Regions from separate parts of the Mus musculus genome. Here regions 2 and 3 are each linked to region 1. A link is a loop called in an ENCODE intact Hi-C map of the cell type or tissue named here. Cell type or tissue: left cerebral cortex. All regions are shown on one strand.

Evidence for each region. A loop is a pair of places that touch in the nucleus more often than their neighbours do. Peaks named below come from ENCODE experiments on the same cell type or tissue, not always from the same donor. Only the 100,000 strongest peaks of a DNase experiment are listed, where the experiment ranks them.
Region 2: a loop joins it to region 1, with 2.1 times the contacts of the local background. A loop is called at or near these places in 5 of 42 quality-filtered maps.
Region 3: a loop joins it to region 1, with 2.3 times the contacts of the local background. A loop is called at or near these places in 5 of 42 quality-filtered maps.

What each region holds. Positions count from the first base shown.
Region 1 is chr12:76,587,891-76,595,890 of GRCm38, forward strand. All of the region lies in intron 32 of Sptb (spectrin beta, erythrocytic), which reads right to left. Among named protein-coding and RNA genes, the nearest start is that of AI463170, 44 kb to the left of the region's middle. In left cerebral cortex, a CTCF peak has its summit at 4,534 (motif pointing right); DNase peaks (open chromatin) are centred at 4,242, 4,573, 6,178 and 6,826; H3K27ac peaks cover 2,422 bases.
Region 2 is chr12:76,276,244-76,284,243 of GRCm38, forward strand. It overlaps Mthfd1 (methylenetetrahydrofolate dehydrogenase (NADP+ dependent), methenyltetrahydrofolate cyclohydrolase, formyltetrahydrofolate synthase), which reads left to right. Exons shown (of 28, transcript NM_138745.2): 3 at 3,161-3,220; 4 at 3,914-3,967; 5 at 4,137-4,273; 6 at 4,386-4,486; 7 at 6,645-6,781; 8 at 7,689-7,800. Among named protein-coding and RNA genes, the nearest start is that of Gm40444, 4.3 kb to the left of the region's middle. In left cerebral cortex, no CTCF peak of the experiment used is centred here; DNase peaks (open chromatin) are centred at 4,478, 5,014 and 6,460; H3K27ac peaks cover 1,784 bases.
Region 3 is chr12:76,250,638-76,258,637 of GRCm38, forward strand. It overlaps Mthfd1 (methylenetetrahydrofolate dehydrogenase (NADP+ dependent), methenyltetrahydrofolate cyclohydrolase, formyltetrahydrofolate synthase), which reads left to right and starts at 4,595. Exons shown (of 28, transcript NM_138745.2): 1 at 4,595-4,907. The coding sequence starts at 4,867. In left cerebral cortex, no CTCF peak of the experiment used is centred here; a DNase peak (open chromatin) is centred at 4,642; H3K4me3 peaks cover 2,023 bases; H3K27ac peaks cover 1,004 bases.

The DNA of each region.
Region 1 (8,000 bases):
TTCCATTTTTGTAGAACGGGCTTACTGCACGGACACATTACAAGCCATCTGGATGAGGGTGCTGAGCGAGTACTCTTCCGTAACCTTCAAATTGTCACTAAAGCCATAGGTCTCCCTCACCTTTAACTAAACTCTATCTTCCCCCAAAACTTGAGAAGTGATCCCCTTACCATATAAAACAAATGGAGTCCCTTCAGGTTCTGACAAGCCCTCTTCCTGTCACTTGGTAGGAACTTGTTAGATGGGGCAGGGGTTCTGATATCACCCATTGCCTGTCTCGTGGAAATGCTGTGCAGTTTACCTCTGTGTGGGCTCCCCGCAGACCAAGCCAAGTAAGGGAAGCAGGTCTGGGCTGTGGGGATTAGGTGCCAATGAAAAGGGAAAGGGTACCCCCATTTCCTAGCTGGATATCTCATACAGGGCCCCTTTGAGGCAAGAACAATAGGAGGATTTTCTGACTGGGTACCAAAGAAGGCAGTTTCACTGGGGCCATGAAGCTAGAGCATCATCCCTGTGGCTGACTGCTGGTAACCTCAGGATGAGGTGGGGAGGTGTCAGGCATCCCCAACGGGCACACAGGATGCTCTGAACATTGGGGAGGAGCAGGGAGGAATTGGGAAAGGGCAGGCCTTTTTCTTCTCATTGGGAGCTTAGCTGAGGGTACAGACACATCACTGGACGTAAAACTGAAGCTTTAAGATAAAACTGGGTACTTCCAACAGCTGCCACGGCTGGGCTCTGCCTGAGGGGGGTGCTATGGAATGTTAAGTTCAAAGGGGATGTTCAAAGGCAGTGGTCAGAAGACAAGAGAAGCTGGGTGTGTCCCCACCATATTGGTACTGCTTAATAAATAAGCTCTTAAGGACCAGGGTCCTGGTAAGATTTCATTCAAAGAAAAGGAAAGCTGGCTGGAAGCATTCGGAAACCTCTGACCAAACATTTCTATATTTAATGAGAAAAACGACGCTCAGAGGTTAATGGCTTTTGGGATGTTCTATAGTCAGTGGGTATACAAAGCAATTAGGAGTATGTACTACAGAATAGGGCAGGGCTGCATTTTATGCTATTCTTATTCCTTTGTTAGAATCCTTTGAGGGTTTGGCCAGGCTACTATGCTGTATGTATGCTGAAGAACTTATGTCTCAATGTTTGCCATGAGCAAGCGTGGTCCCCAAGGCTCCAAAGGCTCTGAAATGCCTGCACTGCTACTTTCTAGTGAGGAGAAAGAGCCGATGTGAATGGGATGGGACCTCAGACTTCAGTTTGGAGTCGCGTGGCCCCTGCAGCCTACCTTCTGCCTTGGATTGAAAGTTCTGGAGGCAGTCACCAACCCAAATGGGAAACCCCTTCTCATGGCCCACCTCTCAGCTCCAGCCTCAAGTATGGTGGGACTTTCTTATCCTCCAGGAGAGGGAACTCCATCCAGAGGGCAAAAGTGTGAGCACCATGCCTCTCCTAGAGACGAGCCAGGAGAGGGCTGGTGCCTGAGAGAAGATGTCACACCGGTGCCAGGCAGGACGCCACCAGCCGGTTACAACCTGCCTTCTGCTGTGCCTTTCCCAGGTTCTGCCCGCCTGCATTTGCTTCCTATGCTTTTAATTCTTTGAGAGAGTGGCCTTTAAAAATCAAGATACATTTAGCTAGGGCTGACTTCTTGCTGCTGCACACTAAGCAGAGACCTAACCCAGGCTGGAGCCTGGGTCTTCTGAGCAGACTTGGCTTCGTTACAAGTTAGCTTTGAAACACGGGGCTTTCCAGTAACGGCAAAGATTTCTTCTCTGGCTTTGGAGTGGATTTCAGCGCATCCTGCTTCCAAGCCCACACAGAGGTCAAGACCTGAGAGGGAGGAGCCAGAAATGAGGGTGGAGGTGGAAGGCTTTGGCTTCAGAAGTCCATAGTTTCCTCCTGGACAGGGGAGACACACAGATCTGCCGGGAGGAGGTGGATGCAGGAGAGGGTGGAGAGGTTCCCCGAGTTTGTCTTTTCTTCAGCTCCCAAGGAAGTCTGGCCAACTTCTGGAGGAGTAGGGCATGGGAAAGGGAAGGAAACCTCCTTCCTCAGCGACCCACCCCTCCCCCATAGGACTTGGCCCCTCTGTATCCTTTCTAACACCCAAAGCCCAGGCGTTGGGTCAGACAGACCTGGAATGAAGTCTGGGAACAGGCGAGAACCCAGCAAGTCACTAAACCTTCCTGATATGTCTGCTTGTAAGGCGGTACCCATGACCACTTTATGGGTGATCTGAAGCTTTTCAGAATAAGATAGGAATGTTGGCCGTTAGGATCCTAATCCTGCCAAACCCATCTGCCTCCCAGTTCTCCTGAGCTGTCATGGCCAGTGACTGTGTAGTCAGCCCGACCATCTCAAATACTCCTTTTCCTAGAGTATGGAGTTGTTCTCAGGATACCTTGGTGACCCTTAATGGGAAATTCTAGCTGCTTGCTGGCAGGCAAGGCCCCCCCCCCCCCCCCCCGCTACTTCCTCTGTTGTTTTCAGTAGGAATACTCCAGAGCTCCAGACAGGAGCAGGGGAACTGTGGCGACTGGGGAGAGCCCTTCAGGGCAGCTCAGACTTTGTTATGAAGCTCACAGAGCTTGATAATGGACTTGAGAAGGTGTCTTTGAAGTCACTAGCTAGGGCTGAGGACAACAAATGTTCCTAGTGGAAGGTCCTGGTAATTCATGGTAGGAGTTTTACAAAGATCTCACAGCTTTGTGAAGACTCTGAGGAAGACTTTACCTAGACCTGGTGAGCAGAAACAAAGCAGAAAGGGGGTTCTGATCCACTGAACAAAGTCCACAGGGAGTGAGAGGGAGCTGCCTCCTAGCTTAGTGTCAGTACTGCATGCAGTATGTCAGAGGTCTCTGGAATTCAGCTGAGATTAGAAATGTCCCCCGGGGTCTTTTACTAGCAGCTGGTGTCTCAAGGAGGAGGGGGACAGAGGTAGTGTTGGCAATGAAGACCTTATGAGGAAAGCAGGTCCCACCAGAGAAGGCTGGAGGTAGCAGGGACAGATGGAGTCCCCGCAAAGGGAGCCAAGAGGACAATTCTTGGACGTTTGGAGACTGTGAAGATGTCTTGGGGAGCAGCTGAATCAGCCAGTCCTACCAGAAATTAGAAAACTGGGATCCAGAAAGTTGAGGGACAACCTGGGGGTCACACAGTAGGTTAGCAGAGTCAGGGCAAGAGTCCACGCCATTATTTCTCTGCCCCCCAAGAAGGTCTTGCAAATTTGAAAGGGAGGCAAACCAAGCCCTTGAGGGTAGGCCTAGGCATGCAGGTGGTCAGGGAACCAAAGGAGCGCCCTGGGCTTAGCTCCAAATGGAATGGATTTGAGACCTGCAGTGCTGCTAAATGAGTTACTGCCTCTTTCTAGGCTTAGCAGCACCAAGGACTTCCCAGCAAACAGCTAGCTGAACGATGGCCCATCCAAAAATGGAGCCAGAGATCATGCTGGTGGATGCCTGGGGACAGAAGGACCAATGGTAGTGGTGGCACATGCCTTTAATCCCAGCACTCAGGAAGCAGAGGCAGACTGATCTGTGTGAGTTTGAGGCCAACTGGGTCTACAGAACAAGTTCCAGGACAGCCAGGGCTACAAACAGAAACCCTGTCTGTCTGCCTTCCTTCCTTCCTTCCTTCCTTCCTTCCTTCCTTCCTTCCTTCCTTCCTTCCTTCCTGCCTTCCTGCCTTCCTGCCTTCCTGCCTTCCTGCCTTCCTGCCTTCCTGCCTTCCTGCCTTCCTTCCTTTTCTTTTGAAAGGTTCCAAGGTTAAATAAACTAGGGAAGGGACAGGAAGAGGTGGCAGTTCCCTTGTTCTCCCTGGAAGCCTGCAGCGGTCTGAGGGGAGAGCCACTGCACTGTCAGGCAGAGGAGTCTCTGGTAGAAGTGCCAGAAGCCTCTAGTCAGGGCTCAGAGCTGCTTCTCATCCAGCAGAGGTGCATGTTAAAGACAGACAGGTTCTGCCTAGACACTGGGTGGAGGAGGTGGCCAAAGCCCCTGATGACTTCTATACACTCAGCCAGCAGGCTTTGATCATCAGGAACACTCAGGCTCTGCACCACTGAGGGTGTCCATCACAGGACATCACCCAGGGAGCCTGAAGGAGAATGTAGAGCTACCTGGAAGAAATTCTGGGGGTCAGGCTGGAAGGTAGTGCAGATGTCTAGGCCCTAAGAGGGGGCCAGCGGGCAGGGTGGGCCTGCAATAGGAGGACACACTGCCTGCGGTAGAGGCTGGTTTGCTGATTTGTTAAAACACACAAGAAGAGGTGTCTGATGGGAAGATGTGTGTACCAGCTGCTGGCACGATGTCTGAGAAGGGAATTGGCTGCTGATTGGGGGACATTATGGAAAGAAAAGACACTCAGAAGAGCCTTGTAGGACCTCCTGGGATTGAGGCTAAACAAGGAGAGACTCCTGGCTCCTGGGAGTCTTGGTGGAATCTTGACAGCCTTGCAAAGTCAAGTAAGTCACATAAGCTTGGCTTTTAAAGATGCATTTCCAGGATCAGCCAGCAGGGGGTGTGGGGGACTGCACACAGACCATTAATTCCACAGGCCAAAATACCCTGGCCCAGGACCACAGGGTCTTCCTAAAGATGCTCAGTGAATTACGATGGACCCATAAGCAAAAGAACCCTGCTGACAGAACTCTCCCTCTACTGTTAATGTTGGTGAGAGCCAGGGGCATGGATGGACCTCAGAACAGACTGCTTCATGTTAGCAGTGAGATGAGTTCTGGGACAGGAGCCTAGAACGTACATAGATGGAGTGTCAAGGATGGAGGCCTTGGGCTGGTTGCTGTCTACAACCGTGGTAATGTTAGAGTCCATATGAGGGAAGGTTCTTCTCAAAGATGAAGGGTTAAGGTAAGGATGACGGGACCTAACTGACCATGTGCTAAGCACCAAGTTCTCTATGCACATTCTGTCTCGCAAGCCTCACAGGCTCTCTGTTTTACAGATTACGGGGAACAGGAAATCTGCCCACAGCCATATATCTAACAATGGAAGGTAGAAGATGGGTCTGCTTAGCTCCAAACACAATGCTTTTTCTATTCAGTCCAGGTGTGTTTATGTGCGCATAATACCGTGACTGCTGAAGAAAGTATCACCTGTTGGGTTCCCAGTCTAAATGAGATGTGCCCAGCTTACATCAGGCATGTGGCCAATTTGTTAAGGTGGTATGATCTGCTCTCTTCTCTGCTGGAAATGGGATTTGCACCACAAAAGACACACTGCTAGATGCTTTAGGCAACCAAACAGTGCCAGGTGAGGGCAGGGTGAGCAGCAACCCTAGCAGTTCGGGATGTTTATTCTCCCCAGTGCCTGACGTCTTGGCCCCTGGGCTGTGACGGAGAAGGGTTGTCTAGATAGCTTGCGAAGGGTACCTGAAAACAGTTGTTTGCAAGAGAAGAGAAAGAATCCGTTTGCTGAGTCGAAAAGCAGCCAAAGACATGCATGAGACCACGGAGCCTTGGGGTCGACAGTTCCCCCAAAGGAGAGGCTTTGCTGAACCAGAAGTGTAGGGTGGAGAAGGAAAGGCAGACTGGCATATGGCAGGCCAGGAGATGGTGAGGGGCTGCCAGGAGTGGGATTTGGAAGCAGAGAGGCTCAATCCTACACTCCAAGGGGCAACTGTTGTCTACTGAGGAGCTTGGGCAAGATAGAGGGAATATGGTTCATGGCACTGGACAAAGCAAAGGGAAGTGGAGGCTTCTCTTGGACACAGGAGGCCGCCTGACCCACTGCCACCAGAGAGCAAGCGAGGTGGTTTTCAATGTGTATGACCTGTGAGCTGACTTTAGAGGCCTGGACCCTGGCACTGTCAAGTAGGCAGTTCTCCACCCACTTCCCAGGTGCTCCCGAATGTTAGCTGAGTCTCATCCTGAGTCCATCGGTATTGGGGGACAGGGGACTGGAGAACATAGAGCTTGAAACAAGAAACTTGGGGGAGACTTTGCAGCAGAAGGACCAGGCATTAGCATCTGGCATAGCAAAGAGAGAGCTGGCCACACCCTGCTGTGTGTAACGCCCAGAAAGAGAGAAGGTTTCTCTAGGGAGCCAGGGCACAGTGCCAGACTGCAGGCAGACACACCCTTGCCACGCTGACTCAGGCATCCTGGGGAGAGAGAAACACGCCCAAGTTTGGGGCAAGGCTGACGTCTGTTTCAGGCAGAGACTGCCCATTTGGAACAAAGAGGATTTGCATTTGAGGCAAAATGTCTGAAAAAGCTGCTGTTTGGGGGTGTGGGAGGGGCAAGGACTGGGAAAGCTGTTTAGGCAAGAAGAAACAGCTGCTATCCCACTCGCACAGCATCCACCAACGTCAGAGCCTCACTGCTGGCTGCTGAGCAAAGCTGGCTGCTGGGGGCAACTGTGGCTGGAGCTATCAAGGCCTTGCCACAGGGGTGGCCATGGACCCCGAGATCCTGGTGCCTGCACAGCCCTTGGGGTACAGCCCCTCACTCACATGTGCTGGCTGCTCTCCCAAAGCCTCTGAGACAATGGAAGGAAGATCAGCAAGATTCAGATTACCCTGGCAGCCCTACTCTGACGATCAGCCTGTCTCAGGGGAAGTTGGCTGTGTGGCCATTCATGGAAGGTCACACTTAAAGAGTGGTGGCTGGGAACTACCCTGGGGTAAGATTCGTCCCTGCCAGACTGACCATGAGTAGCACCCACTCTGACACCGTCTGGAGTGGCTTTGATCCTTGGGGTCCCCCTGCACTGCACACTGGGCCTAGCCTGGGGACTTGGAGGCAGGAAGGGTAGGTTGGTTCCAAACTAAGACTGTTTCTCGTTACAGCCCCCAACAGCATCTGAGTCTTTCAGGGGTGTCACTCCTGTCATCCCAGCAGGGACAGTGTGACACAGCAGTGTGTAGGAAGAGGTTTTGAGCCTGAGGAAACTCACACTCTCTTTAACCCCATGAGAGCTTGCTCTCTTCTCTCCTAGGAGGAAACATCTTCCTACAAACACAACACTGGGCAGTCTGAGGAGCAATGCCTGGAAGATGAACATTCAGGAGAGGACCGGATCTTTCCCAGGGGAAGGGAAGCACAGGAGGCAGAGAGGGTGCCTGTCTCTTGCCAGAAAGTCCTCCTGCTTTACCCTCCGGCTGAAGGCCCCCTCAGGGCTCCACTTCTGGCATTATATAGGTTTGAACCTCAGTCCTTTCCTCAAAGAGGGACAAGGGCAAACACCCTAGGCTGTGACCTCTCCTTCCCCATCCTGATTTCACAGTAGCTTCCGGAATCTCAGAGTTAGGAGCAGATGGAAGGAAAATAGGAAAGCCATCCTCTCAGTCTCCCCCTTGGAAGGCTACGTCGCTGACTCGTGGGACTGTGGACTTTCTGTAACCTTACAAAAAGACCTTTATAAGGCAAGAGGCTTGGGGACGGGGAGAGGATTCCAAACCCACACAGGTTAACCAGAACCAAAGACCAGACCCCAGACATTCTGACTTCATCCCGAGTCTTGCTTCTTGTGATACCTTGTGTCTCTGGCTTGGCCTCACACTTACCTGTGGGAAGGGTCCGGCTTTTACCAGAATGCATTCTAACATGCAGAGGCGAGGGGCAGTAGTGGCAGTGCACAGTGATGGTTTGGCAGCTCAGTCATTGCATGTACACACACAGGAAAGGGAAGGCTGGATCAAGGCCCGCAGGGTGCCACCTATCCAGGCACTATCCAGGCAGGGCAAGGGGTACGTGGTGTTCCACTCCCATTCGTAACTCCAGCAGGAAGCGACATGCATTAGTAAGGGCTTTTACACGAAGCAATGTGGCATGTATCTAAACTACAGGACCCGACACCAGACTGCACAGATAGGACCAGCAGGAGAGCCATGGCACCCCAGGCCCATTCATGAGAAGGCACAGCATACAACTGAACCTTCCTGTGATGGGCCAGAGGTTAAGGGCAGTGAAGGGGGGCTGTAGTGAGCTGGGGAGGACCTCTCTGAAAGGAGGTTGGGCTTTCTGTCTGCATGGGCTCCAT
Region 2 (8,000 bases), 310 kb before region 1:
AAAGCTATCACAACAGTAAAAACATCTTAGGGGCTTGCCCAAAGCCACTCAGAAGGGATGAGTTTGGCACCCCGATCAAGCCCTGGGTACAAAACCTGCTTGTTTCTTTTTTTGTCACCATATAAATCAACTCTTCTTAAGGGAATAATAGTTTATTCTGATCCAATTACAAATAGCCGTGATAGGTCAGAAAATGTGGATTCAAAGGATCTGAAAGGAACCATGGAAAGGTTACATGAACTTTTATAGTCACCAAAAAGAAAGTTATCAGACCACTTGTTTGCAAAGTACATAGATAGGGCCATCACGTTTATGGGCTACACCAAAGCAAGGAAATCGACTTAGATACTATCTTTGTCCTCAGTTCTAGGGTTAATGGAGGCTAGCCTTGTCAAGCTTATTTCTAGAGTTTTATCTAAAGGTTATGAGGAAGTCAGATAGAAGGTGGATAGCAAATGGAGCCTGGAAAGATAGCCAGAGGTCTCTTTGGCTCTTAACTGGCAACGGTCTCTTCATATTTAGAATGTTCTATTTAGCCAGGTGGGCAGTCTACAGGATCTCAAGCTCATTACATCATCATGCTTTTAAAGGACGTCCTGCAGCCAGGGTGGGGCTGCCAGGGCAGAGGTGCACAGCTGTGAATTAAGTCCAGACTGGAAAACCAAACTGCAGAACATACACGATCTGGTCCAAGTATATACTTGTTAGATTTTTCTCCCTCCCTCTCTCCCTCCCTTCCATTCTATTTCTTTTCTTCTCAGACTTACTTCGATTTCTGCTATAAAAAATATATGTGGTAGCCATAGCAGAAGTCTGGATCCTCTAAAGGAGCTCTGGTGTGAGTTTTCACAAGGTGGCCACAGTCTCTTTCCAGAAGTTGGGGGTAGCTGTAAGTCTTGGACATGGTTTTAGAGTCGGCCTTGGTGAAGTTGTCCAGAGTGGCAGAATAGCCCCTGGCTGGTGTGTATCAGTCATCAATACTGGCTATCAAAGCTTCCTGGGCACAGGAACAGAGATCATGCTAATGCCTCAGGTGACACAGAACCACTATGGTTGTCACCTTTCATGGGAATGGGGCTTGCCAATCTTTATTCCTACAGTAACCTCTCTGCAGAACGACCATGAAAATCTTGGCCAATATGGTTACCTCCTCGAAGGACCTAACACTAAGTCCAACTTGACCGTTGCAGCCCACATCTGCACGATCTTTAGAACAGCATCCTTTAGAGATGCTCTTAAGAGAATGTCAGTGGTCACAGAGTCCTCGATAGGCAGGGAGAATAGGTAGATCTCACCAAGGCCCTTGATCTTCGTGTTCTTGACCAGATGGCCCAGCTTGGAAATGGGGATCCTCTCATTGTCCTGTTTTAGCTCCATGAACCATGGGACCTCACCATGGCCCCTAAGATGGATAGCTGAGCCTTCCCGAGCCTGGGCCCCCAGTCCTCCTGTGGCACCTGCCATATTTCTGAGGAAGAAGCTGATGGCTAGTGGGTGTTTTGGGTTTTGTTGTTGGTTGGCTGGTGGCTTTTTTGAGACAAGGTCTTATGGAGCAGATGCTGGCACTGAACCTGCTGGGCAGCCAAGACTGCCTTGAAATCTGTACCCATCTCAAAAATGCAGGGATTACAACTGCGTGCCCCATGGTGTAATGGTGCATGCTTGTGATCCAAGTGCTCAAGAGGCAGTGGCAGGCAGATGTGTGTGAGTTCAAGGCTAACCTGGTCTACATAGCAAGTTCTTGGCCAGCCAGGACCGTATCTTGAGACCCTGTGTGGAAGAGAAAAGAATAATCAAACTTTAACATACACTCTGTCTGGCTGTTATAAAAAGTGTTTGCAAAGGCCCTGAACCAGGGTTTATAACCCCAGCATGTGGGAGGCAGCGGCAGAAGGGTCATAAAAGATTCTAGCCCATTTTGGGCTACATGAGACCCAGGTTGATCTCAAACTCATATCAGTCTCCCTCCTGCCTCAGCCTTCTACATGCTGTGATTACACATCGGGCTTAGTTTTGTCTTGTTGGGTCTCTCTGATGGTTTGAGGCCCCACCCCTTTGCAGGAAGGGATTGCCACTCCAGATGAAATGCTTAAGTAACATTCTTGATAAATCATTGGGATTAAGATGTGTTCTGGGGAACCAGTCTACCGCCCACCCACTTGACTGCCAGTCAAGAATCTAATGTTCTTTAAACATTCTTGCATCTAGTCTATCATTGATTACATAACCAGCTCCCTTAGAGCTGGGGACGTCCTGCAGGCTCAGCATGCAGGAGGCAGGACCGAAAAGCACAGCTTAATCTCCAAGATTCGAGTTCCTCCTGGGCCCCAGCCAGAGGTTTTAGGATGCTTGGCCGTCTACAGAACGGAGAGAAGCAAAACACTGCAGAGAGATCTTGACCTACACATGGGGAGGCACTTGTGAAATAAGTTTTTACAGATAACTTAATGCAATGAAGAATCACAAGTATGACCATGAGGAAGAGTGTGTACAGTGTGATGGGGTCAGGGTTCAAAGGGTACAAAGGCTCCCACACTGACACCCGTCAGGTGGGCGCTGGTTTGCTCCTCCTATGGTGTCTGTTCTGATAAGCTAGCCCAGTAGCCCCGTCTTACTGGTTTCACTACCGTCTGGCTGATGGTGAGCATTTTTCCATTGTCCCTGGGTGGTCGGTGCCTTTGGGAACTTCTGCCTCTCTAGTGTCTTTTTGACTGATGATAATTTCTCAGTTCCAATTACTCATCTATTACTCCTCCCACATTTCTGGAAACCTGTAGCATTCTCACCCTGTTTACAGTGCAGGCACTGGGCAACACCTGCATACCCTTTTTGTTGTAACCAGGGTTATCCTTGTCAATAGCCTTGTTTACAGTGCAGGCTCTGCATCAGCCTCCCGGGGAGCTTGAGATTACAGGTTCATGCCGGTGCCTCCAGCCCCTGGTTTTCCTTTTGGCATTGTCAGAGGATCACTGATCGAAGCTGGAGGGTAAAGAGTGAAGCCACTTATATTCACCCCAGCCTTCCCCTTCCCCACCCTCCTTTGTCTTCCATAAAAGTTCTCGGCTCAAACGTTCGTTTTATCCAAACTAAAATTGCAGAAGTTTTTCTGTACACTTTGCCTTTCCCTAAGTGTCTGATTTGCATGTATTTATTATTCCAGGTTGGCGACAGAGATGATTCCAATCTTTATATAAATGTGAAGCTGAAGGCTGCTGAAGAGGTAAAGCCAAGAACAGGGATGCTGGCATCCTTCTCACTACCTCCCCAGGTCCCGTTGGTAACCCCTTCGCCCTGTGTGGCCCTCCCCACAAAACTAATTTAACTATTGGGCAAGGCAGAGTCAGGTGACCTAGCCGGCTGATTTCTCCCTGTGTGGTTCTCATTGATGGTTTTCTTCCCTGAGAGGCAGGTGAGAGGCTGCGGAATGGTGTTGAATGTGATGGTGACAAAAGGGCTGATTCTCCACACACAGGGCAAAATGACACCCGATACTCCATTGCTTCAGTCACACTCCTTCAGAGAGGCAGGCTGTCTTAGTTAAGGTTTTACTGCTGTGAACAGACACCATGACCAAGGCAACTCTTATAAGAACAACATTTAACTGGGGCTGGCTTACAGGTTCAGAAGTTCAGTCCATTATCATCGAGGAGAGAGCATGGCAGCATCCCGATAGTCATGGTATAGGAGGAGCTGAGAGTTCTACATCTTCATCTGAAAGCTGCTAGCAGAATACTGACTTTCAGGCAGCTAGGATGAGGGTCTTAAAGCCCACACCCACAGTGACACACCCACTCCAACAAGGCCACACCTTCAAATAGTGCCACTCCTTGGGCCGAGCACATACAAACCATCACACAGGCCCAGATCTCAGGTTCTCATACCATTTCCCTGTTTCTTGTGTTTATTTCTGCAGATTGGGATCAAAGCCACTCACATTAAATTACCAAGAACATCCACAGAGTCCGAGGTGAGCGTGTGGATGCACATGGCGAGGTGTCTCCCTGTCTGCTTGCTTTGGTGGGACTTCAGGGGCTGAGATACACTTTGCAGACAGAAAATATTTCTTTACAGCCTTTCCTTCCTCCTTTCAGTGTCTGTGATTAATTAGTACAAATCAACTGTGGCACTACTTTTAGGTGTTAAAATATGTCATCTCCCTGAACGAGGATGCCTCTGTGCACGGATTCATAGTGCAGCTGCCTTTAGATTCAGAGAATTCCATTAACACTGAGGCAGTCATCAATGCCATTGCACCCGAGAAGGATGTGGATGGGTGAGTGCTCCCCGTTGGCTTTATTTAGAGCATGATTCTATTCTGGAAGCATAGCGTGTTTGTTTCTAGAGGACAGAGGCTCCACTCCTTCCTCCTAATTTGACTGTTTTAGGTTGACGAGCGTCAGTGCTGGGAAGCTCGCCAGAGGTGATCTAAATGACTGCTTCATCCCATGCACACCCAAGGGATGCTTGGAACTCATCAAAGAGGCAGGTAAGAGTGAGGGAAACCAGCAGGAAAATCGTGAAGACTCGCCTCTGCCTGCCAAACCCTGGGACTGCAGGTGTTTTCACAAGTACACTGGCTCTGCGCCGATTTCCTTAGCTGTTAGTTAAACTTAACTACAGCATGTGCACTCCACAGGGCTGGAGAGACAGTGCAGCATTTTCTTGAGCTTCTTTGTGAATCAGGACCACTACGACCCACTTCCTCTGTATTGCCACGTATCTAGAAAGCTCTTTCTTAGGAAGCTTTGCCTTCCTGTTGGCTTCAAGAGAACTTGCCTCAAAACCAAGGATTCAGCCCCCTGCACTGAAAGCAAAAAGAAGCAAACAAACAGACCAGAGAGAGTTGTTTCCTAAGAGATAGCAGAACCAAGATTTGAACCCAGGGTTGTGTATATTCAAAGCAATTTATTTTGGGGGTGGGACTCCTAAATGCCAATGAGAATTCTGCCAGTACAAAGTGAGTAATGTTGTGGGTTCCTGCCCCTGGAACCAGCCCCAAGTCAACTGTGGTTCCAACACTAGACAGATGGCTGGAGTGGATCTTGTGAACATTCACCCCACATTACTTCAGTACATAGCTAGTACCTTTGTATTTTAGTTTCCTTATAAATACTTTTAGCAGAGTTTATTTTTTGCACAGAAACGAGTCCTGTTAGAAAGAAGCAGGTCAGAAGTTTCAAGGGAGGCATTTGGCCAGAGTTAGTAATGAAAGTTGTCTGTGGTTGGCCAGCAAAGGCCAAGCCAGAAGCCTTGACCCAGCTGTGATAGTTCAGAACTACAATTTATATTCTTCAGTGTGTTTAGCCAATATTTATTACAGCTTTATAGGAAAGAGTCCCATGAGCTATTACACCCGTGACTTCCTGGTGTCCCACAAGCTACTGTTGCCTTAAGGTAGCTTCAAATCTTTGCTGAGTCTTAATTAGTAAAGTTGTCATTGGTCAATTGATTGGGTGATTTGCAGTGCTGAGAATGAAAGCCAGGGGCTCCAGCATGCTTGTCAGTTGTTCTGTAGTTGACCTATCCATTCAACCCAGCAATGGACTTGTCAATTCGTTCAAACTTCAAGGACTTCAATTCTAGTGTAGTCATGGTGTTAGCATTCTCTAAGTGCTGGTCTTCTGATGAAGTTGGTTCTTTTTCAAAGTGTGGTTTAAATCCCAAGCAAGGGTTCATAGCTTTTCAGCCTTGCCAGGGTAGAGTGGCCAGGCAGAGTATTTCGGAGCACTCTGCTCCTTTCTGTCTGGGCGGCCCATTTCAGGCCCCTCCTGGTAACGGGGTAACCCTGTGCAGCTTTCTCCCTGTTCTCTTCTCATGTTAGACAGACGGTCATAGCTGCATCTCACAGGCCAGAGGGCGAGGGAGAGACTTGTCACCTCTGTAGGATTCAGGTTTCAGTTCTAAAAAGCACCTCAAGGCCTGCCTGTGCTCTAGAGAGGATGTTCAGGGCAATCCAGGCCAGCTAGTGTCTCAAAAGAAGCACAAGCCTGGGGCAGTTCCATGGAAGAGCCCAGGCATAGCGTGTGTGAGTGAGGCCTTGAGTTTGGTCTTCAGCACTGGGGTGGGGGGATGTTGGCAAAGTGCCAGGAGTGCAGGTGCTGAGTCAGCGAAAGGCTTTCCAGCCACTTGCAGTTCCTATTATCTCTCCCCGGGAGATAACCCTGTGTTCAGGCCCTAAGCCAGACAGAACTTTGGATGAGAAACTGTATGAATAAACTCACTGAATCTGGGGAGTCGTACTGATACTAATCTGATTCTCTCCTTTGCCCTGACCCTGTTCCAGATGCCGTAGTTTTCATGACTGTTTTGCCCGCGTAGTTTAGTCTGATAGCTACTTCCATATGGCTGTTAGCTGTGTGTTGAGGTTTCTTTTTTGAGTGTAGGATTTCTTCCCACTCCCTCATGACTCAATGAACAGATCTTGGCCTAAGCGGAACCCCAAGCCCTACTGTAGGAAGGACAGTGGGCAGGTCCCAGGCTGAAGCTGGAGCTGAGGCTGTGCTTGGCGTAGGAGCGTTCTTAGGAAGATTTCTGTCGGATGCAGACGATCTGCTTCTGTGCACTTTTGCTGTTTTCCATCTGGGTGGTGTGTGAACGAGGGCAGCTGCTTCTCCATCTCTAATGTGTGCTGGCTTCTCTTCCAGGGGTGCAGATTGCCGGAAGGCACGCGGTGGTGGTTGGTCGAAGTAAGATAGTTGGTGCACCCATGCATGACCTCCTTCTGTGGAACAATGCCACGGTGACCACCTGCCACTCCAAGACTGCCAATCTGGACAAGGAGGTAGGCAATCCAGGGTAGCGTAGACGTCCAGCCTGTGTGCACGCGTGGGGACATTAGCTCTCTAACCCCAGTAACTGTGCTGTGCTTCATGTCTCATTGTCCAAGAGGAAGGGACAAATTCAAATCACAAGCTTGCCAGCATTGATCCAGATCTTTCTGACATTCTGACCATGCACTTTCTACACCAGCATGCCCTGTGACAGACAGGGTTTAGCAGTGGAATTATGCCATTTACAGGTCTCCCGGGCAGGTTGTTGGCCTTGGATGGAGGTACTCCAGACGAGGTTGAACAGTGGGCATCTCTCGCTGTCCTTTGTTTTATTATTGTTAGACTGGGGTTGAACTCCTTAGAATAGGCAGAATTTTACCACTGAGCTACATTCTTAGCTTCAGCAGCTTATTCTTGATCCTTACGTTGGATCCCTGAGTCCAAAATGTCACATGGCTGTGTCCTGCGGGCAGAGAACAAGATGGAGGCCTGGTACCCCCTCTTTAATATTCTCAAACTGTCCTGGGTTGATGGTGGGAGCAAGTGCCTTCCATAAACGAGGGTTCCATCACTAGGAATGTTGTCCTAAGTTTGGCTCCAAATCTGTGCTCTCTTCACCCTCACTGGTTCTCATTGCCTTTCCTGTTAGGGAAAATACCTAGAGAAGGGGGCTTCTGGCATGTGTAGGATTGAGTATGGCATGGGATTGGGCCAGCAGAAACTCTGGTTTGCATTTGAGGCCTTACCCAGTATCCCTGAAAGTGTTACTGATAATTAAAGATGTTATATCACAGCTCATGATTTTCCTTTTTGTGTCTCTGTGTGTGTGTGTGTGTGTGTGTGTACATGCATGCATGTGTGTGTATTTGCGTGTTTTGATTATTTAATTTCTGAAGTCTAGATCCCTCCCCTCCTTAGGTAAATAAAGGAGACATTCTGGTGGTTGCCACAGGCCAGCCTGAGATGGTGAAGGGGGAGTGGATCAAGCCTGGGGCTGTGGTCATAGACTGTGGGATCAATTATGTTCCAGGTGAGTGGTGCCAGACAGAGAACCAACTGCAGCACATTTTATGTCAAGTACCCGGGCTCAGTGAGCCTGCTGTGAGGAGGTTGTCTGTGTGCTGTCCTGCCTGGGGTCAGAGGTGTGGCTCCCCTCTGCTCTGCTAATCCTCAATTGACTTTGTACAGAGAGAGTGGGAGAGGGGGCAGCTGTATCATAGCTTATTTGTT
Region 3 (8,000 bases), 340 kb before region 1:
AAATGGCAGTTCTACCTGCCTAGTCACTCAGGCCAAGTCCTTGCTTTCTCTCTCACACTCCAAGCCCCCCTCTGAGTCCGGTTTCTCTCACACCAGATGCCCAGAGAAACTTCTCTTACTACACTTGTAAGCAGGGCACTTAGACTGAGCGTGGGGAACATTGGTTGTGTGCTTGCCTAGCACGTGTGTTGTGTGAGTTTCAACCTTCCACAGTGTAAGTAGACAAAAAACAAAACAAAAACATTAAAATATCATTTCCCATCCCCTTCTGATATGAGCACCTATCCTTTTAGTGCCCTCTCCCTCTCCCCCCTCCCTCTCCCTCTCCCTTCCCCTCCCCTTCCCCCTTCCCCTCCCCCTCCCCCTTCTCCTCCCCCTCCCCTTCTCCCTTCCATTCCTCCTCCCCTTCCCCCTCCCTCTCTCCCTCTCTCAGTTCCTTGGTTTTTCCTTTTGTTGTTTTTCAAGAAAAGATTTCTTTGTGAAGCCCTGGCTGTCCTGAAACTTGCTCTGTGGACCAGGCTGGCCTTAAACTCAGAGGTTCACCTGCCTCTGCCTCCCTGGTGCATACTACTCTGCCCGACTGTGGTGGATTGAAAGCCCTCCAAGCTCAGATGGTTGGATACTTTGTTTCCCAGTGAGTGGAAGATTAGGAAGTATTGTTGAAGAAGGTATGTCCCTGGGAGAAGGCTTTGAGGTTTTAAAGCCTTTTGCCTTTTCCTGTGAATTATCTGCTTCCTGTTAGGGGTTTGACATGTGAGCTCATCACTGCTGCTCTCATGCTTCCTGTGATAGTGATGGACCCTCTGGAACCATAAGCCCCAAATAAAACCTTCTTTCTATAAATTGCTTTGGTCATAGTGTTTTATCACAGTAACAGAAAAGTTACTAACACACTGGCTCATCTGACTTTTTTTTTTAATAGCATGTCTTTGGGCTAGGGGTGTCACTTAGCAACCAGTGTAACATTTGCCCACCGAGTACAAGATCTTAGCTTTTGTCCCTAGCGCAGAAAAATAAATAAATAATAACATGGCTATTCTTTCATCTCTAAAATTACATATTTAATCGATGTTTGTATCCTCCACCAGAATATAATTTACTGTGATGCTCAGCTCTCTCAGGTGCTGTCAGCATTTGGAGCAGAATTATTGTCAGGAAATGGCTGTTCAACAGTTACTTGCTCGATGAATGAATTTTACAGGTTATACAGAGCTGAAAACCAGTCTGCTTAGAGGGCAGAGGCAATACCTTAGGGATGAGGCATCAAGGTTCGGGGCCTAACCTAGTCATAGCTTTGTGCCTTGGGCTTATGGGCTTAAGACCATTTCCCTACCTGTTAAATGAGGCTTGGGCCTCTTTCTCACCAACAAAGTAGCTAAATTAGTGAAAATCTTCTTTGAAATCCAATATTCAGAAACACTAACTGCAATCTATGAACCATTTTCTTGCATTTAAAAATCCCTGGGGACTGGAGAGATGGCTCAGCGGTTGAGAGCACTGACTGCTCTTCCAGAGGTCCTGAGTTCAAATCCCAGCAACCACATGGTGGCTCACAACCACCCATAATGAGATCTGACACCCTCTTCTGGAGTGTCTGAAGCCAGCTACAGTGTACTTACATATAATAAATAAATAAATATTTAAAGATAAAAGGGAAAGAAGAAAAGAAACCTTATTTGTGTATGTATAATTTGTGTGTGCAGGAGCCATGGATGTCAGAAGAGGAAGTTGGGTGGCCTAGAACTGGAGTTGTAGGTGGTTATAGTCTGCTGTGTGGGTGCTGGGAACCAAGCCTGGGTCTTCTTCAAAAGCACCAAAAGCTCTTAACCACTGAGCCAGAACTACTTTCTCTCTTTTTCTTTGCTTTAATGCCAGCACTCAGGAGGCAGAAACAGGCAGATCTCTGTGAGTTCCAGGCCAGTTTGGTCTACAGATCAAGTTCCAGGACAGCCAAGGCTACACAGAGAAACCTTGTCTTTAAAAAAGCCCCCCCCCAAGAATAGTAAAGGAGGGGCTGGAGCTGTAGTTTATTAGTAGAACTCATGTTTAACCATAGTAGAAGCCCTGGGTTGGATACCCCCCCCCAAAAAAAACCCCAACCAACAATGAAGACAGTGTCAATTTTCTAATTATATCATGGTGACAGTTACACAGCTCTGTAAATGTAAACATTGTAAACTAAAAACCATACACTTGCATTCTTTAAAATGGGAAAATGTTTCTTTCAGTCTACATATTAGACTTGAGTTAAACTGCTAATGAAATAAAACAGAGATTATCTAACTATATATGGATGTAATGTAAAACAATCCCAGATTTCAGGCAAAAGTCACAAACTAAAATACACACATTAGTACAGGAAAAAAAAAAAGCCCAACAACAACAAATTCAGTGCAAACTGTGCCCTGGCATGGGGGAACTTAGCTGCTGGTAGAAGCCCCTTGCCTAGCTAGCATGCCAGGCCCTGGGTTAATTCCTAGGGCAGAAAGGTTGGGGTGGGGGGTGGGGGATGGGAAGTGGGGGTGGGGGCAGCCACATGTCCTGCCATTGGTTGAAACAAGCCACTCTAACAATGGTTGCTAAATCCATAGCCATGTGGTGATGTTCTAAGGAAGGACTTATCTGTAGAACAATGTGGGGAAACTGTAGCCAGACAACGGTAATGTTGGGAAGGAGCCAAAGAAACTTATTCTAAAAACTAACATTTTGTTTACAGATTAGCATTTATAGGGAAAAACTAAATCCAATGTACCAGGCCCTAGGGCAGCTTGGGACTTCCCTATAGCTGAACAGCTTCTGCTGTGAACAGCTGTCTGAATCCAGACATCTCAGGGACAGCTTGTAAGGAGGCAGTTGTCTGAATCCAGCCATCTCAAGGACAACTTCTCCATCTTGTTGGCAGGGTCAAACAACCTAGGAGCGAACACCTACCCCACTTCTCCAAATGTTTTCTTAACTGTCTGTTAACAGGTAAAGAATATAGAAATTGCTGTTTTTCTAAACCAAGGTACATATGTTATAAAAATATATAACCAATCACCTGTCCTGCTCTAGTTAACTACATGCAGCTGATCAGCTCCTTTGTCCCCTTATCACTCTGAGCTCCAGACCTAAAGTTCAGGAGAATGAATTAAGGACCTTGAAGTCAGGTCCCTTGGATTCACCCAGTCTCCAGCGGGTACTCCCTTGCTTAAGCCAAAATGTCAACCAAAATACAATTGGATAACACTGCAGCTCACCCCAGCTCACCCCAGCTCACTTCTCACTTTGTGTTCCCATCCTTTTAAAATGTTGTACAGTATCCTTCCTGGGACATGTTTCAGGTCCTGAACTGGCTGCCTTCCTGAGCGCTCAGAGAATAAAGCTTTCATTTTTAAGCTTCCTGAGTCTGAAATAAGTTTTCTCGGCTTGTACCTCGAACCCAACAGTAAGAATCCAGCCCAGTTCCAGCGGCAGAAAAAGCAAAGTCAAGGCAGTGGCTCTGATGTATTCCTCTACCACCAGGCTCCCGAGGACATGGCCAAACTCATTTCTGCACCAGGGCAAATGGGGAGGGATGCCAGCCTTGCTGGCATCTAGCTGATGAACAAAGTAGTCTCTGCTTCAATACTGATTTGGTCCGCTGAGACCAGAGGATCACTCGTCCTGAACTCTGCTCCCTTCACGCTGATGAAGCCCCACGCTTCTGCTCTGAGGTCCCTCTTAGCTGCTGGGCTGAGCCTGCTTTTGGGCTTCAACCCTGGGAGGATAGCAGGTTTTAGTTATGGAAGGCTGGGTTCAGTAGTAGCGAACTTGTCTCTATGTCAAGGCTGTGGATTGATCGTCCCTGCTGTTACTAGAATTGCGAGCCAGACCCTGGGCTCTGAGAATCTAATAAACCAGGTTAGTCACCATCCTTAATAAGTCGATTAAACAAGTAATGGTAAGATATAGAAAAAGGAGATTTATTCAATACGGCCACATTGGGAAGAGGGACAAAGAGAAGTCTTATCTTCTGAGTTCTAATATGAAACTGAGGTTTAAGTAAAGAGTCAGACTTGATATAGAGTTGAACAGTGAAGGTCGAGGTGTGGACCTGTCCATTACTGTCTTGGCTTCAGTCCTGCAAGGTGATCTCTGAAATCTCTTTCCCCGGAAACAAATTTCTACTCTGGCTGGTGGAAAAGCAATTCCCTGGAGTGCTTCCTCCGCAGATGGCTAACCAGAGGGACACAATTGCCTCGTTAAGGATAGCCTCACTCTTGCTAGGAGGGTAACAGAGAGGCAGTTATCCCAGGTGTTCCCCACCACACTCTGAAAGCTAGGGCCTATGACAACGTGGAAAGCCGCATTGCCTGCTCCAGGTCAGTAGCCGGAATCAGCTTAAGGCCTCCAAGATCCTGCCCGGAGAAGCCAGTACGATCCAAAATCACACTGCTTTGCAGGACTCTGTCGCCGCAACCTAGGTCACGCAAACTTGCTCAGACAGGCCCATTCCTGCCCGGACTCCGCCCAGTTCCACCGCGCCCCCTACACACTATCTCTGATTGGCTAAAAGCGAGGCGGGAAGCTCCCGGCTCATCAGAGGCGGGCTCCACACAGGCTCTTTCCGCAGCCAGTCATTGCCGCCAACCAGTCTTTGGTGACAACCCTCTTGCTGCCTGGGCCCACCGGCTCCCGCAGACGCTCCTGGGCCTCCTCTGTCAGCGGGTCACGACGTCTTTCCGGGTCGCCTGCGCACCTTCGCTGCTGAGCGCGACGCAGGCGCACTAGCTGATTTCTCCCGGGAGGTCCCTGAGCACGTGGGTTGTGCTGTCCTGCGCGCGCGGAGCGACTGGAACCTGATTTTTGCTGGTGTTCACCGTGGGTGGCAGACTAGCAAAGGCCATGGCACCAGCGGGAATCCTGAACGGGAAACTGGTTTCTGCGTAAGTACTTGCCAGTGATAGTGGTGGTGGGCTCAGAGCAGGGCGTGCAGATCCCCAAGCGCCTGGGCTCTGCAGGAGAGGTGCTTAGATGGGGTTTGCGGGAAGAGAGGACATCGACACGGGCTCCTAGAATCTGAAGACTGGTTTCCTGAAGCCAGAGAAACACATGCCCGGCCCAATGTGCAATTGCAATAGACTGCCTGGGGTGGCTGCATTCCTAGGTTTGGCGGCAAGTCCTGACCTGACCTTGTTCTCAAAAGTGTAGCTGCTGGCATCATTCTGCCTAGACACGGGCTACCTGAGGAGTCCAACCTCAGAAACCCAGCATAGCCGCTTGTCTGGCAATTTGGTGGTGATTCGGTTGTGGCAAGATTTGACACGGGTGATTGGTCAAATCAGAGAGAGGGTCTCTTTCTAATTTTTTGTTTGTTTGTTTTCTGACAAAGGGTCTCTCCACGGAGCCCTGGCTGTCCTGCAACTTACTCTGTAGACCATGCTGATCTTGAACTCACAGAGATCCCCTCCTGCCTCTGCCTCCTGAGTGCTGGGATTAATGGCTTGGGCTACCACACCTGGCCTAGAGGGTTTCCTCTAATTCAGCGCATTCCTCATTACACCAAATGCTGTCTTTTTTTCTCTTTCACCCCGCCGGCTTCACTTCCAAGGTATCGCACAGGCAAGGCAAGCGCCGCACCACTCAGCTACTACGCCAGCGCTCGCTTGCTCTACCCTTTAACAGCCTACCTATCCGTCCTGGCGCTAAAGTTACTTTTCAGTTTGGCTCTTGTGTGCTGACCCTATTCCATATTCCGTCAGACCACCTGTTCTGGCCGTGCAGATTTAAATGCTTAACTAGTGGGAATGTTTGCCAAGTGTCGTCCCAGAGAGTAGCACCCTTTTGCTGTTTGGGAGAGAGGGCTGGGAATTGAGCCCCTAAGTGTGGAGCCCGAAAGTGTGCATAACATCTGGGCTACATTCCTTGCTTTTTGTTTAGGGAGTGAGTGTTGGGGACTGCTGAGGAGAGAGAAAGGTCTGTTTTTGTGAACTTGCTGAAGGTTGCTTTTCCGACATTAGGTATCTGGTTATTTATTAACTGCTGGGGCTAGCAGTAAGTGTCCAGTAAACACTTGGTTTTGTCACAAGAGACCTTGAGAGAATGATGGTGAAGCCTACTCTAGAGTAAAGAGAGCTTTTGTTGAAGATTGCGAAAAAAGAGGAAAAATATAAATTAAATGGTGAATCTTGCACTAAGGCAAGGAAGAACTCCAGATTTTTGGACTAGAAATCATAATATATACAAGTTCTTTTCTTTCTTTCTTTCTTTTTTTTTTTTTCCTTTTTCTTTTTTTAAAAGACAGGGTCTTAGGTAACCCAGGCTTGCCTCAAACTCAAATGTATCTGATTCTGGCTTTGAACTGCTGATTCAGTGCTTGCTTATACTTCCAAGGGCTGAGATCACAGGTCTGGACCACTACATCAGACTTTTGTTTGTTTGCTTGTTTTTCAAGCCAGGGTTTCTCTGTGTATCCCTGGCTGTCCTAGAACTCACACTGTAGACCAGGTTGACCTCAAAGAGATCTACTTGCCTCTGCCTCCTGAGTGTTGGGATTAAAGACATATATCACCATGCCTGCTTTTTTCCCCTTTCTTAAACCTTAATGTGGTGGCTGGAGAGGTGGCTCAGGGATTAAGGAGAGCACATCTTGTTCTTCCAGATAACTCAGTTCAGTTCTTAGCACCCTGTTCAGACCATTCACAACTGCCTGTAACTCCAGCTCCAAGGGAAAGATGCCTTCTGGGTACCCACGGACAGGCATGGCATACACTTATACACATACACATGCACAGAAATAATGTTTTTTAAAAAAAACTTACTAAGTATATTTTAGGTTAGTCACATATTATGGGATGCATATAGGTAGTAATAATGTATATGGTTACTAAAGTGACAAATGTAAATTATAAGACTTGCTAAGATGAACTTACTGGGCACAATCCTGGATACAGTAGTCTTTGATTACCCACAGTCCTCTGTTCTACCCACTCTTCCATATCTCCCACTTTGTATTCTTTGGGAAAAGTCTGGTTTCTTGCCATGCCCCGTCTTATTTCTAGCTGTGTGCTTGGATTTAACTTCCCAATGAATGCAATTATGTAGCATTTTTCTTGCAATGTCAGGGTTGTTTTTCAGCATAGTGTCTTCTGGTTCTGTCCATGTGACAGATCTCCTTTTTTAAGGAGTAATAATTTACAGTATGTCTAATTCTCTTTCTCTATTTGTCTGTTGAAGCCATGGCTATTCAGTGATAGAGGAACTGGCACCTGCAATGCCCTGGCTTCAAAAGACTCTGTAATGTCATAAGAGCAACCATTAATAAGGTCACAACCTAGATGGGTTGGTCCCATATTTTAGCTCTTGTGAATAATGCTACAATTGTTATTAGTGAACAGATTTCTTTACAAGGTTATAATTTAATTTTCTTTGGTTACTTATCCAGGAAAGGGATTGTTAGTTCTGGTAATTGTATTTTGTTTTTAATTTTTTTTTAAAGATTTATTTATTATTATATGTAAGTACACTGTAGCTGTCTTCAGACACACCAGAAGAGGGAGTCAGATCTTGTTACGGATGGTTGTGAGCCACCATGTGGTTGCTGGGATTTGAACTCTGGACCTTTGGAAGAGCAGTCGGGTGCTCTTACCCACTGAGCCATCTCACCAGCCCCTTGTTTTTAATTTTTAAAACCTGATTTGATTTTTAAAATTTTAAGTGGATACAGAGTCTGTACATATTCATAGGATACTTTGTAACATTTTTTAGTTACCATTTTTTATTTTAGTGTATCTGTGTTTTGTCTGCATGTATGTCTCTGTGAGGGTGTCAGATTGATTCCCTGGAGCAGGAGTTAACAATTGTGAACTGTCAGAGGGGTGCTGGTAATTGAACCTGGGTCTTTTGGAAGAGCAGACAGTGTTCTTAACCACTGAGCTGTCTCTCCAGCCCCATCATGTAATGTGGTGTGTGTGTGTGTGTGTGTGTGTGTGTGTGTGTGTGTGTGTTTGAAACAGTGTTTCCCTTGTGTAACCTTGGCT